Regions from separate parts of the Homo sapiens genome. Here region 2 is linked to region 1. A link is a contact called in ENCODE Hi-C or POLR2A ChIA-PET data. All regions are on one chromosome and are shown on one strand. Each heading gives the region's core, a stretch centred on a gene start or an enhancer-like site at or near the end of the contact. The rest is flanking DNA. Distances are from core to core; before and after follow the strand shown.

What was found. A loop is a pair of places that touch in the nucleus more often than their neighbours do. ChIA-PET counts read pairs that join two places held with the same protein, here RNA polymerase II (POLR2A). Pooled maps may share reads with other maps.
Region 2: a map of natural killer cell shows a loop between it and region 1 (4-fold over the local background). The contact joins the promoter of EOLA2 here to the promoter of MAGEA8 in region 1. A Hi-C loop is called at or near these places in 2 of 168 maps with a recorded cell type or tissue (K562 and natural killer cell), 12 of 37 single-sample maps with no recorded cell type and 10 of 50 pooled maps. POLR2A ChIA-PET finds 5 or more read pairs at or near these places in 4 of 52 experiments (HEK293T, OCI-LY7, PC-3 and 1 more).

What each region holds. Positions count from the first base shown.
Region 1 is chrX:149,878,668-149,882,773 of GRCh38, forward strand. MAGEA8 (MAGE family member A8) reads left to right here and starts at 2,516. Exons shown (of 3, transcript NM_005364.5): 1 at 2,516-2,618. It overlaps MAGEA8-AS1 (MAGEA8 antisense RNA 1), which reads right to left. Exons shown (of 5, transcript NR_102703.1): 2 at 3,701-3,831; 3 at 1,134-1,191; 4 at 599-691; 5 at 96-329. LINC00850 (long intergenic non-protein coding RNA 850) reads left to right here. Exons shown (of 3, transcript NR_109813.1): 3 at 680-1,132.
Region 2 is chrX:149,937,169-149,941,301 of GRCh38, forward strand. It overlaps EOLA2 (endothelium and lymphocyte associated ASCH domain 2), which reads right to left and starts at 1,323. Exons shown (of 5, transcript NM_001013845.2): 1 at 1,025-1,323; 2 at 265-312. It overlaps EOLA2-DT (EOLA2 divergent transcript), which reads left to right and starts at 1,380. Exons shown (of 12, transcript NR_027456.1): 1 at 1,380-1,618; 2 at 3,491-3,718. RefSeq lists silencers at 1,769-2,038, 2,149-2,228, 2,509-2,568, 3,219-3,328.

The sequences.
Region 1 (4,106 bases), core at 1,266-3,765:
TTACACACAGCAATTGTACTCCTAGGTTTTATCAAGGAAAATTGGAAACAGGTTCATACACACAAAATCACGTACACAAAAACATATATAGCAGCTTATTTGAAATTGACAATCAATACTTTTTCCAATTGGTGAATGGATAAAACCAATGGTACGTCCACAAACTGAAAATGTATTTAAAGCTCAATCCACCCTCTACCGTTCTAAGGCAGGCAGTTTTGTGGGTCAGTTCCCCCAAGTGGTCAGGGAAAACGAATCACCATATTAACTCTTCCAAATAATCCCAAAATACGGGCAATTATTCAACGAATTCTCCAAGGCTCCTTCTCCTGCATTGGGGGGGAAAAAAAGATAAAGACATCCAGCCTTTATAAAAAGAACATATGAGCCAAGTGTTCACTCATATTGCAGCAAATGTCCTAAATAGATAATTGTATATTCAACACAACAGTGGACTAATGAACAAGCAGCTCGTATGCAAGGAATAAAAATACAGAAAAAGCCTCTGAAATGAATTTTATCATATTTTCAAATTAACATTTTTAGCAAATGAAGATTAAAAGGCACTTTAATTTTCTAAAACTGACAGGAAACATACTTGAATGTGAAATGTTAGAAGCATTCCCATTCTCGTCAGGAGCAAGTCATTGATGTATGCTTTCACTGCTACCGTTCACAGCTGCAGTGAATGCTGAAATGAAAAAGAGAGCTATGGATATCAAGATGAAAAAGAGGTATGAAGATTGAAAAGAAATAGATCATATTTTTCACAATATGACCATCAAGAAAATTCAAAGGAAGAGACACATGGAACATTCAAATGAATAAGAGACTTCAGAAGACAGCATACAAAGACCACTGCAGCGAATACAAGAGACTTGTCACAGATGAGCAACTTAGAACATAAAATGAAAAATATACCATCCCCAACAGCATTTAAATCCAAAATATAAAGAAGAAGAAGCCTAACCAAAATATGCAAGACATTTACAGAAGCAACTGTACAAGTTTGCTGACAGATTCAGAGAAAAAATTCCCAAATAAATGGAGTAGTATATGATGTTCACTGATGAGGAATAGAATACAGCAAAGGTGTAAATCTTACTTAAATTAAATAAACAGTTAATGCCTACCTGTAGCTGCCAAAGTGACAATCAAGCCCAGGCTGCTGTGCTCTACTCCCAAAATCAACTGTGTAAAAATATAGAAGGGAAAAAGAAAAATAAAACAACAATATCAGCAACAAAGTCTAAACAACAAAACATAGAAAACCCTGGGGAAAAAACTGTGTTGAACTGGTACTTGTGTTCTGGGCAGTTGGAGAGGCAGGGAGGTTGAGGAGGTCTGCAGCCACTGCAGACGACAGGGTGAGTTGCAGGAAAAGTTTTAAAGGACCACCCCACATCAATGTAGGATCCGAGTCTGCACCTCAAAACACGAAGCCAGTAGCCCAGGGGTAATATCAGGACACCAGGAAAATTGGATTGATTGAGACACCATGGCTCCAGAATTCTGCTAATAACAACTAGAAACAAAGAGTAGGTTAGGACTACCTTCCAAAATACTATTATTTTAATCAAATATATATAATGAACTAGAAATAGAATAGTATGAGTGAATCACACATTGTATGAGTAGATATTGTTTGATAAAATAAGTACGTATAGTCGACATACATATATGTATAAATATATGTAAAGATATATACACATACATTCATATAATTACACATATATAATATAAACATATACATACATATGTGTTTATGCATATAAACATAAATATAATGCACATATACAATTGGCATAGATTTAAAATTCGTTTCTTACTATACGAATGCGAATTAAATTATGAAAATCACTAAAGTGGAATAGGAATTGTTAGGTAACTTCAAAACTCAGGACTTCCACAAATTTATTGCAGCTACTCAGTTTCTTCAGTGTAAAAATAAATCATTTAGTACAAAAGTTTTGCAAAATCCTCTTCTAGCTGGGGAAGAGCCCCCGTGGGAAGGTGTGCCTCTTCTCCCAGAGGTCACTACAATCTTAGGTGCTGCAAACCCACAGGGAGAATCTGGCCTGGGACCCGCAGCCATTCTCTGCAAGGGGTGCAGCTGTGCAAATGCTCAGAGGTGACAGAAACAGAGTATCTCCTAAAAGAGCCAAGAGTCAAGAAGAGGACCCTCCTGAGTGAGGACTGAGGGTCCACCCACACCACATAGAGGGGCCACATAATTCAGCTCAGACCCTCATGTCAGCCCTGAAAGACCCCAGCAGCCTTGTCCCCCCACCACACCCTTCCCCCCACTGCCACCTCAGGGGACTCGGAATCAGAACCTTGGTCTGAGGGAAGCAGACACCATCAGCAGAGTACGGAGCTCCAGGCTCTGCCAGATCTCAAAGTGAGAACCTTGAGGGATGACTGAACCGCTCCTCCCTCATCCCCCGCCCCACTAGAATCCGGTTCCGCCCCTGTTGTCCACCCAGGTGAGCCCTGGGTGGACGGATGTGACGCCACTGACGTGGCCGCGGGGATCAGAGAGAAGCGAGGGCCTGGTTCTGAGGGGTCGGCTTGAGATCGGCTGAGGGAAGCGGGCTCAGGGTCTGTGAGGAGGCAAGGTGAGACCCTGAGGGAGGACTGAGGAGGCCCCCACCCCTCATATAGGACCCAAAATAATCTAGCGCCGCCCCTGCTGCCAGCCCTGGACCACCAGGGGGCAGACTTGTCTGGCTGGGCCACCCCTCGCCAGCCCTGCGCTTAAGCCCCAGGGGAATCTGGAGTGAGAGCTTGGTGTGACCAGAGCAGGGCTGGTTAGCAGAGGGCAGGGCCCAGGTTCTGCCAGGCATCAAGGGCAGGACCCTGAGGGAGGGCTGAGGCTCCACAGAGCACATCTCTGCCCCTACTGTCAGCCCTGGGAAGCCCTAGGCATGGCGGCCGGGCATGGCGGCCGGGCATGGCGGCCGGGCATGGCGGCCGGGCATGGCGGCCGGGCATGGCGGCCGGGCTCGCTGATTCTGACGTCCGCATCCGGGGCTGATGCAGCAAAGGGGCTTCATGAGCACGGACTCAAGAGGAGCAGAGGGAGGGCCCAGGCTATGCTGGGAGATGAGGAGGCCCGAGGGGACCCAGGACCCCAGGACAGGGGGCCCACCCTACCTGTCTGAGACTGAGGGGCCTCCACATTTGGCCTCAGGAATCCGAGGGACTGAAACTCAAGTCAGCAGGGGGGTGGTGAACAGCCCTGCCAGGAGTCAAGGAGAAGAAGAAGAGGGAGGACTCAGGGGTCCTTGGACTCCAGATCAGTGGAGATCTCAGCCTTGGGAAGTCCCAGGATCTGTGGCTGCATGTGGCGCATCCTTGCTGCATTTTCAGGGTGTCAGAAAGGAGACAGCTGTGGTCTGAGGAGTGGAGTCTCAGATCACTGGAGAGAGGTGCCCCAGAGCCCTTAAGGAGGACTCAGCAGACCTCCCATCATGGCCTAGGAAACCTGCTCCCACTCTCAGGTCTGGGCACCCAAGGCAGGACAGTGGGGAAGGGATGTGGCCCCCCCACTTTCTGGTAGGGGGCCTCAAGGAGATGGTGGCCTTGGCATGCAAGACACATCCACGGTTCAGCAGGAAGGAAAGGGCCATGCCTTGTCGTGGAGTAAATATGAATACCTGGATGACACCCAGACAGAGAAAGACCCCATGAAACCTACTACTTCTGTCAGCCGTGGGAATCCCATGCAGGGTTGTCCATGTAGTGCCTCCTTACTTCTGCCTCCTGGGTCTCAGGGAGGTAGCAACCTGGGTCTGAAGGGCGTCCTCAGCTCAGCAGAGGGAGCCACACCTGTTCAACAGAGGGACGGGGTCACAGGATCTGCAGGACCCAAGATGTGCTCACTTTGTGATGAATGGGGGTACTCCTGGCCTGGAAAGAAGGGACCCCACAAAGTCTGGCTAACTTTGGTTATTATCTCTGGGGGAACCCGATCAAGGGTGGCCCTAAGTGGAGATCTCATCTGTACTGTGGGCAGGAAGTTGGGGAAACGCAGGAAGATAAGGTCTTGGTGGTAAGGGGAGATGTCTGCTCATATCAGGGTGTTGTGGGTTGAGGAAGGGCGG
Region 2 (4,133 bases), core at 73-2,572, 57 kb after region 1:
AAAGATAACCAGGTTCCTTGGTTCTGGATTACTTCTGACGGAGGCTGAATGTCCCCCACAGGGCCTGGCCACTTCCATCGGGATAAATGGCTACAGTGAATGTTTGCCTCTTTTCTGCCGCCCAGTTTCTTAGCCAACCCTTTTCTCGTCATCACCACAAAATCACAACAACTGTGTGTGTGTGGAATCCCTAGTAGGAACTGATGTAACTGAAAAGGCAAGAAGGGGGTTGAGTCCCCTCCTACCTGGTGCTGCAGAGAGTACCTGCTTTACGGCCAGAGGAGGAAACACTCTTCCACTTGGTTTCTTTACCTGCACAACAAGGAAGATAAAGAGGAAAGGTCATTAAATGCAAGTCAGCAAAGCTGGTTAATGGCCCTAGGAAGGTCTTCTACTCAGCAGGCATTGGAAACCAAGAGCTGGGAGGGCCGGTCCTAAGAGTAACACATGTGCACCTCACTCACGGTTTGGTTCTGCTAATCAGAGCGGTGGGACCCTCCACATCTGTCTGGGTCACAGGGTGCACCAGTCCGCAGAGCAGAAAATCATTTCAGCAAGTTGAGTCACATTCCTACAGCTGAGCACGCTCCATCCGAGGGGAGAAAAATCACACTTCCCCTCCCATTGTCATCGGACGAGGGTTTGGGGGGCCTAAATCCCATTGTCCACTGCTTAATTCTGGTTAGGTCATGCTGAGCACGGGGCCACAGGCCACAGAGCTATGCACCGCCCGGCCTGGGGTCCAGGCGAGCTTACAGCACAGGGGCCAAGCGGGAGGCAGGGAAGACCGGGCCGAGATGGGGCCGCTGTGTGTGGAGCAGCACTTGCAGACGCAGGTCGCGGGTACACGCGCTTAGAAGGAGGGGGGCCGAGACCATGGGGAGAGCAAGGGACACCAAAGGGCGCTTCGGGCGCGCCCCGCACGGGTTCTCTGCCCGAAACCCAGGGGAAAGAAACCCCAGCCCGCAAGTACCGTCTGCAAGAGGGCCGAGCACACGGGCTCCGGCATCAGGGGCCCTGGTACCTTTCAGCCGCGGCCGGTCTCACGGCCTCTGGACCCTGAGAGTCGTGGGCGTTCAGGGCCGACTCTGGCTTTTGGCCTCAGAGTACAGTCCTCCGCCTCCTCGCGACCCAGCGAGGCCACCGGAGCCAGCGAGGAGACGTGGGCCGCGGTGAGAAGAGAGAGCACCCGGCTCGTGTCAGGGCTGTAAGGTAGCTGCCGCTTACTCCCGGAAACCGGTGGCCAGTGACAGATGCTAGCGGTCCATAACTTCGGCTTTCATGCAGCTCCCGTCGTCCCTTTCATGAGGAACGTACGTGTGCGCGTAATCACGCACGTACGTACACCACGCACGTACGCAGGAGGCCCGTATTCAGCCACGCCTATACACCGCCAAATCGCTAGGAAGCCACGTATTCACGAAGCCACGCAGTGACGTCGCCACGCACGTACGCACGCACTTGCCACAAGGAGACGCTGTTCAGTTTACCGGATCCTGTCCCGCGCCAGCCAACCAGGACAAGGCCGGGGAGCTCGAGACAGGCAGCCTAGACCAAGAACCGGAAGGAGGAAAAGGAACCGGAGGGAGGAAGAGGAGGGGCGGGACGAGACCACCAGGCAGGATTTTTAAGCCCAGAGCTGCGAGACCAGCAGGAAGGAACTGGGAGAAACCAATGGGGAGGGGATGGGGGCGGGGCTGAGAGGAGGAGGGCGGAGCTGGGGGAGGGGAAGGGCGGGAGTGAGGAAACCGCTGGGGCGGGGTTGAGAGTGGGGCGGGGACTTGAGGGGATGGGGCGGGGACTTGGGATGGGGCGGGGACTCGAGGGGGTGGGGCGGGGCTGAGAGAAACCATTGGGGGCGGGGCTATGGGCGATCTGGGCGAGGAGAGGCTGCAGGAGGAGCTCGCGGACTCCTGAGAACCAGCGCGGGGAGGGAGGGGGCTGGTGAGAGGAGGAAGGTGGGGCTGAAAGAAACCAGTGGGGAGGGGTTGGGGGCGGGGCTTTGGAAGCTGGTGCTGGAGAAGCAGGGCAGGGCTGGGGGAGGAGTGGGGCGGGGCGGGGTTCGGGGGGGGCTGGGGCTCGGGGAGGGGTGGGGCGGGGCTGAGGGAACCGCCGGGGAGGGGCTCGGGGGCGGGGCTTTGAAAACAGCCTTTGGAGAAGCGGGGCTGGGGGGGCGGGGCAGGGCCGAGGGGAACCTCTGGGGTGGGGCTGGGGGGTGGGGTTTGCACGCAGCCACAGGAGAAACAGGGCGGGGCTCAGAAAAGGGTTGGATCGGGCTGAGAGAGACCGCTGAGGGGGGTGCTGGGGGCGGGGCTTTGGAAGCACCCGCGGGAGAAACAGGGAGGAGATGGGGAGAGGCGGGGCTCGGCGCGGGGCGGGGCTTCGGAGGCAGCCGCGGGAGAAGCAGGGGGGGGTTCGGGGCAGGGCGGGTCTGAGCGAAGCCATTGGGGAGCGGCTGGGGGCGGGGCCTTTTAACCAGCCGCAGGAGGAGCCGGGTGGGGCTGGGGCGGGGCGGAGCTGAGAGAAACCGCTGAGGATGGGCTGGGGGCGGGGCCTTGGAAGCAGGCGTTGGAGGGGCGGGGTAGGGCCGGGCCGAGAGAAACCACTGGGGAGGGTCTGGGGTCGGGGCTTTGCCATCAGTGGTGTGAGGAGCAGGCCGGGGCAGTGGGCAATTGAGCGAGGAACAGCTGCGGGAGGACTCCGCGGACTCCTGAGAACCAGCTTAGGGGAGCGGCGGCTTGGGGAGGTGTAGGGTGGAATCACGAGAAAGCTCTGTGGGAGGGCCTGGTGCACAGCTCAGCTGCAGGGTGGAGCTGAGGGAAAGCCGGGCGTTCCTGGAGGAGGAGCAGGGCGAGGCTGTGGCAAAGCGCTGTGGGAGCAGATGGGGCGGGGCTGCGGGAAAGAGCTGGAGAAGGAGGAGCCAAGCTGCACCAAGGCTGGCGGGTGAGAATTGCGGGGGAGGAGCTAGTGCAGAGCTGGAGGAAAGAGCTGAAAGGTTGTTGGGGTGGGCAGAGGGGTAGGAGAAGCGAGACGGGGCTAGAGGAGGCGGAGCTGGGAGCGGTGATGAAGGGGTAGCAGGGCGGGGCAGTGGGAAAGAGCTGTGGGAGGAGGAGCTGGGGGTAAGAAGCTGGGGCTGTGGCTGCAGCGGGGACTGGGTCAGAGCTTCTGGAGGAGCCGCCTGCAAGAGGAGGGCGTAGTTGTGGGAAAGAGCTGTGGGCGGAAATGGTTAAGTGCCGGGTGGAGCAGGGGCTGGCGTCGGAATAGCTGGGGCGGAGCTGCGGGAGGAGGAGCTGGGGGGCGGAACTGTGGGAGGAACAGCTGGGGCGGAGCTGAGGGAGGAGGAGCAGGGGGGCAGAACAGCTGGGGTGGAGCTGTGGGCGGAGCTGCAAGAGGAGAAGTTGGGGACGGACTTGCAGGAGGAAAAGCTAGGGGTGGAGCTGTGGGTGGAGTTGGGGGAGGGAGCTGAGGCCCTTCTGTGATGCACCCTTAGGCAAGAGTCCAAACTTTCCCGCGGCGACCTAACTGCACCTCCAGTGTCTTCCCCCAGAGGGCACAGAAGCAGCAAGAAGGGCGGGAACACTTGACTGGGGTCCATGCAGCTCTAGGCTGAGTCTTGCAGGGCTGAGCCCCCCAGGCCTGCTCTCCTGTGTCCTGGCCGCTCCGTCAGTGCCTGCCAGTGGGGTCCAGAGGGACCGTTTTTTTAACGCCTCTTTTGCAGGTAATGAGAAACATCCCCACTCTTAATGTCTTGCCTCCTCCGGCCTAAGTCGCCCAGCACACAGCCCAACTTCCCTGGCAAACTTGCTTTTCAAACTCTCTTCTCTCAGTCACGGGCTCAGGTTCTGTAGTGCTGCCATGCTTTACTCCTCTGTCCCTCCCCTTATCTAGTCTCCCGCATTGACTTCATAACCAAGTTCTGGGTCCCTGCCTCTGGAGTGCCTGATGAGACAAAACGGCTCCTCGTCCTGCATCCCCGCTGCTACTTCCAGAATTCAGGCCTCGTGGTCTGGAGCCTGCACTGTTCCATGAGCCTCCTGAGCAACCTGGAGTCCTCTGTCTTTCTTCCCTCAGGTCTGTCGTCCACATTCCATCGGCTCAGTTTCTAAGTCACAAATCTGTCCCCAGCAATCCTC